2 separate regions of the Homo sapiens genome follow, and region 2 is linked to region 1. A link is a contact called in ENCODE POLR2A ChIA-PET data. All regions are on one chromosome and are shown on one strand. The core of a region is the stretch at or near the end of the contact, and the rest is flanking DNA. Distances in the headings are between cores, read along the strand shown.

Region 1 (2,744 bases), core at 171-2,670:
AATTACAATAAAATGAAACAGTTTAATGGACTAGGAAGCAGAAGTCTGAGAATAAAGGAATTAGGTTAATGAGATTAAGCAGAGATGGCATTCCACAGGAGGTGACTTTTGAGTTGAATTTTTAAAAGATAGCTTTATGTGTTTTATGAACTGACTGAGGGCAGTCAGAAGAAGGCATTCTAAATAGAGGGAACTGGTATGTGCTGAAACTTAGAAGCAGGAATGTACAAGCAATATATAAGGAATTTCAAGCAAGTACACATTATATACACTGGGGAATACAGAGAAATTAGAATGCTGAGATCAGGGCTTAAATAATGTGAGGTGACTGTGTGCACCTAGACTGTCAAATGGTTCAGCATCCCCTATAGAGCCACATAGTATCTTGATTTATGTCAGTAAACATCAGGGCACCTATGGAAAAGCACAAGGATGAGTCCATTTGTTACAGACCCAGGGACTAACAGAGATCTACACTGTAAAGTTCAACAAAATGCTACATATCATTAACTACAGCTCCTTATCATTTGAGATTCTGGGCTAAGTAAGAGATATCAAATATCCTATCCAGTACTGTGATACATTAATGTAGGCTTACAGGCCCAGAACCTGGCATAAATCAAGCCAAACCCTTAAGAAATTAGAATGTGAAAAGAAAATAATTTAAAATAGAAAATACATGCTGCTTTTCCTCACTCCCAAACTTAAAACTTGACTGGTCCTACATATTCTACTTGGTATATTGAATTTTTGCAGCTAGCAGATTTATCGTATCTGAGGCCATAGTGAATAGAAGAGCTGCAAAAGAGCTTTAGAGACTGCAAAACCAGCTCACTAATAAATGAGGAACTTTATTCTAATTTACTACCAGGGGCTGAAGTAGCAGCCAAAGAAGGAGACAAATTCTAACTTCATGATCTCTAGTTAGGTGTCTATTTTCCTGCATTTGCTAAAGGTAAAAATCGCTACTTATGGGGCTTTTGTCATACTTCTTAACCAAACTTCCCTAACTTCTGAGGATAAAAACCATAAGGGCAATCTTATTCTTCCAAAGCAGTTCCCTGGTGCCACTTTCAGAAACAGAGTATTGAACTATGGGTCTGACCCAGTGTGGCACTGAGTGTGTGTGTGTTTGTGTGTTTGTGTGTGTGTGTACACTGAATAAGCCAAAACGTGTGCCATATTCTAGGTTTCTGCTTTACTTAACTGGCAAAATTTGGTGCTGTAAGGGAGGCAGCCACAAAACCAGTGATAGCATTTGTTAGTATCATCTTAGTTCTCTTCCCTCCCCTAGGTAGTTTATAAAGGGTGATTTCTGAAACCCTTCACAAAAGAAAAGCTCAAGGGTTTACATTCAACTGTGACAGCACTATGAATTCATTAAGAAGCATGTTTCAGGTTGCACTGTAATTTCCCTATGTAATACAAACCCATGGAATCTGACATAAGCTGATTGCTCATGCTGGTTGTTTTATTTACATTTCTGAATGGAAAGGATTTCAATACTCATAAAATATCTAACTGGCTTATTTTTCATCTGTTCTCCCAGAGAAGCTATTATAAGATAGGCATAGAGACAGAAGTCTCAACTTGTATAACTGGTTAAGCAACCAGGGAAATGTTATTGCTCAAAATGCAATTTTAAAAAATTCAATATGGAACTTGAGGCCAAAAAAACAGAAGGTTACTCTCAATGCCATCCAAAAGATAAAAGTTAAAAAAAAAAAAAAAAAAAAAGGTAACTATGCTCATTATTTTCAACCAAGTTCTATGGAGGTGGTACCTTCACAGGAGCTCAGTGGAACTGGGGTTTACTTACATCTTTTTTCTGGGAACCTAATGTTAGCAGACACAGTTGCTAGTTTGAACAGGAATGCAGATGAATGGATGAAAGTGGGCTCCCTACCACCCAGAAATATGAATGTGCCTCCTTACCAATATGCTACAAATCAGACCTCTGAATTAGAAGATGCCATCATGCAACTAACTTACTATCTGGAGATGTGTATTTTGTTAACCTAGGCAAAGAATAACAATTTCTGCTTATTCCAGTAGGTGTGACAAGCTCAGAGAAGTGAGCGACAAGCTAGAGAAGTAATAATTACCAATAAAGTAAATTCCAAAGCCGAATCCCCAGTTTTCTGCCTCCAAGTTGTTGTTCAAATAGTTTATCTTCCTTTCTTCTACTGCAACACTAGTTTAATCAGTACATTCTACAACTCTCTAGTATTATTATAATATTTGCATGAGTAGTTTAGAATTTAGCCTTGGGCCTGCTCTTCTACCATTTTACCATATTTACTGATTACATTTTACCATATTTTACCATATTTACTGATTACATGCCTAATTTGTATAAACTCAAGGAGAGGTTCTGTGCCTTTTTGTTTGTTTTTTGAGATGGATTCTCGCTCTGTCACTAGGGCTGGAGTGCAGTGGCGTGATCTTGGCTCACTGCAACCTTCGCCTCCCAGGTTCAAGCAATTCTCCTGCCTCAGCCTCCTGAGTAGCTGGGATTACAGGCGCCTGCCACCACATCAGGCTAATTTTTGTGTTTTTAGTAGAGACAAGGTTTCACCATGTTGGCCAGGCTGGTCTCAAACTCCTGACCTCAGATGATCTACCCACCTCGGCCTCCCAAAGTGTTGGGATTACAGGAGTGAGCCACCGCACCCAGCCTCTGTGCCTATTTTAAAACATATATCCCAAAGTCATATCCCCAGTGATCCAGCTAGTCTGTTACT
Region 2 (2,744 bases), core at 69-2,568, 190 kb after region 1:
TGGCCTCCCAAAGTGCTGGAATTAGAGGCATGAACCACCACTCCTGGCCTGCCTTATACACATCGTATACACACCATTCTACACTTTGCTTTTTTTCCCCCTTAACAGTGGATTATCACTGGAGATCACTGCATGTGTCAGGACATAAAGCAATTCCCCATTGGTTTTTTTACAGCTATCTGGATGGGACTGCATTTGTACAGACTCTTTACGATGTATTCAGCCAGTCTTTTACTGATGGTTGTTTAGGTTATGTCCTAGCTTTTTGAGCTTTGGTTTTCTCATCTGTAAAACAGGTAATAATAATGTTGCTTTGTAGGACAGTTGTGAAGAATTCAAGAGTGTGCATGTGAAGTGCTGGAACCAAGCACTCAAAGAGTAGGAGTCAGTATTATTGTCCCTCCCATGTCACGACCCTCCATGGGCCCATAGCTAGTTCATCCTCCAAGATGCCTCTTAAATGTTGTCTCCTCCAAAGGCTCTCCTTTTCTTCCTGCAGCACTCACTACTGCCTGCATGACTCTGTGCCAGGTCGAAAGATGCCTGGGGACAAGGTGTGCCTCCTCCCCATCTTTGTGCCTCCCAGAGTGTGTGGCACAGAGAAGGTGCCCAGGTGCACAGGGGAGCTTCTGCCTGGAGCTGAGCAGAATGTGTGCTTCTCTCCGCAGGATGAGTGAGAGGGTCGAGCGGAACTGGAGCACGGGCGGCTGGCTGCTGGCACTGTGCCTGGCCTGGCTGTGGACCCACCTGACCTTGGCTGCCTTGCAGCCTCCCACTGCCACAGGTTTGGAGGAGGTGGCAGGGCCCGGGGAGGGAGTTTCCCAGGACACCTGGGGAGCTGGACACCACTCCACCGTGTTCCATAGCAGGCAGGTCTCCCAGGCAGAGTAAAATCCAGAGATTCTAGGGGTTCCGGCTCCTCCTCTGCTCTTTACCCAGGAATCTCTGCCCACCCCAGCTGTCCCGCCCCAGAGAAGGTCTGGGCAGACCCTTTGCTCACCTCTCCTTCCAGGCTGGAAGGTGTTCTGTAGTGAGAGAGGCCCTCGGGTGAGGGCTTATCTCTAGCCTCCTGGCCTAATTCTATGGTTTTCCTTCTGGGATGGCTAAAGCCTGTGTAAGCGGATGATCCTCCCCACGCATTGTAAGCCCTGGGGCCCTTGCCCTCACCCTGAGGAAGCTGGGGAGGCGGGGCTGGTGCGGGACTCTGTCTTCTGCCCAGGGGCCGTGCTCTGCCAAAGGGTGAAGAGCACAGGCCTCACAGGGGAGGGAGGAAGAATAGGAGCTCTGTGAAGCGGCGGGAAGATTTCATCCACTTCCTCCTCCCCTGCCACTGGCAGTCTCTTCCATAGCCCTCCCTGCAGCAGGGAGGAGGGGCTGGAGGCCAGCCCGGGTGGGCGGGAGGGAGCGGGGTCGGGCGTGTTGGGCGTCTGATCCTGGGCGGCTCCCCTCAGTGCTTGTGCAGCAGGGCACCTGCGAGGTGATTGCGGCTCACCGCTGCTGCAACCGGAACCGCATCGAGGAGCGCTCCCAGACGGTGAAATGCTCCTGTTTTTCTGGCCAGGTGGCCGGCACCACGCGGGCAAAGCCCTCCTGCGTGGACGGTGAGTGAGAGGCCAGGACCCGGGCAGGGCCCTGAGCAGAGCCATAAGGAGGCCTGTTCAGGCCTCGCCATCTGCTGGGGATACAATTTCATACCCGTCTCAGGGCTTTCATGAGCAGTCTCAAATGGTGGGGCCCCCTCTGGGAGAAGAGGGCAGACGTGGCCATCCCTGTGTCATAGATGAGAAAAGCTCTTGTTATGCGCACAGCCTCCCACACTCACGTGCCCTCTGCCTGTTGCACACACAGGAGCGTTCCCTCACACAGCCCCACTCCTCTCCCCACACACTTCCTCCAGCTCCTTCCCCTGCTGCTCCTTCCCCTGGCTGTCTCAGCCTACTCTCCTCTCCTTCTCAGCCCTTCTCTCACACTTTCCTATGTGGACACGTGTGATCCTTCACACCCACACTCATTACCCTAACACTCATTTGGCACCCCATACACATGCCCACTGTGTCACGCGCATACCAGCTATGCCAGCTATGCACTCCTGGTCTGTAGACCCCTCCAGACGACTCACACCCTTGCTCACACACCACAGAGGGAGTATACTGGTTGTGCATCGATGCTAGTGACATGGTCACCTTAGAGACATTTTTGCCTGCCTTCACCCGTCACTGTCTGGGGAGATGCAGGGATCGGTGGGATTAAAGTTGAGAGGGTTACGTCCCCAGGCCTCAGGCTGAGTACTGCCTCTCTGGGCAGCCTGGAGTAGGGGAAAGACAAGGGAAATGCATGGCTCAAGGCCAGGGGTGTGTGGAAACGTGCACCTCATTCGCAGACCTGCTCTTGGCTGCCCACTGTGCTCGTAGAGACCCTAGAGCTGCACTCCGCCTCCTGCTCCCACAGCCTCCATCGTCCTGCAGAGATGGTGGTGTCAGATGGAGCCCTGCCTGCCGGGGGAGGAGTGTAAGGTGCTCCCGGACCTGTCGGGATGGAGCTGCAGCAGTGGACACAAAGTCAAAACCACCAAGGTACCCTGGGTGGGCACCTCATCCCACCCTCCCCTTCCCTCTCTACCAAGGGCAGAAAAGGGGGCACAGGAGCCTTGGAGGTCTAGGATGTCAGTGTCCCAAGGTGAGATCGTGAACCATGAAATTCACAGACAGTCCTCTCAGGTCTGTTCTCACTGGGGACTGGAGTTA

The links. ChIA-PET counts read pairs that join two places held with the same protein, here RNA polymerase II (POLR2A).
Region 2: POLR2A ChIA-PET joins it to region 1 with 10 read pairs in HepG2. The contact joins two enhancer-like sites. POLR2A ChIA-PET finds 5 or more read pairs at or near these places in 3 of 52 experiments (BJ, HEK293 and HepG2).

Annotation. Positions count from the first base shown.
Region 1 is chr1:112,528,036-112,530,779 of GRCh38, forward strand. WNT2B (Wnt family member 2B) reads left to right here. Exons shown (of 5, transcript NM_024494.3): 5 at 1-2,130. The region is part of intron 14 of ST7L (suppression of tumorigenicity 7 like); the gene reads right to left. Among named protein-coding and RNA genes, the nearest start is that of WNT2B, 20 kb to the left of the region's middle. Within about 2 kb of position 1,421, at least 2 of the 41 ENCODE cell types and tissues checked have a DNase peak (open chromatin) inside an H3K27ac peak, as active enhancers do.
Region 2 is chr1:112,721,565-112,724,308 of GRCh38, forward strand. TAFA3 (TAFA chemokine like family member 3) reads left to right here. Exons shown (of 6, transcript NM_182759.3): 3 at 669-784; 4 at 1,452-1,601; 5 at 2,449-2,573. The coding sequence starts at 670. Among named protein-coding and RNA genes, the nearest start is that of TAFA3, 4.0 kb to the left of the region's middle. RefSeq lists a silencer at 2,280-2,484. Within about 2 kb of position 1,319, at least 2 of the 41 ENCODE cell types and tissues checked have a DNase peak (open chromatin) inside an H3K27ac peak, as active enhancers do.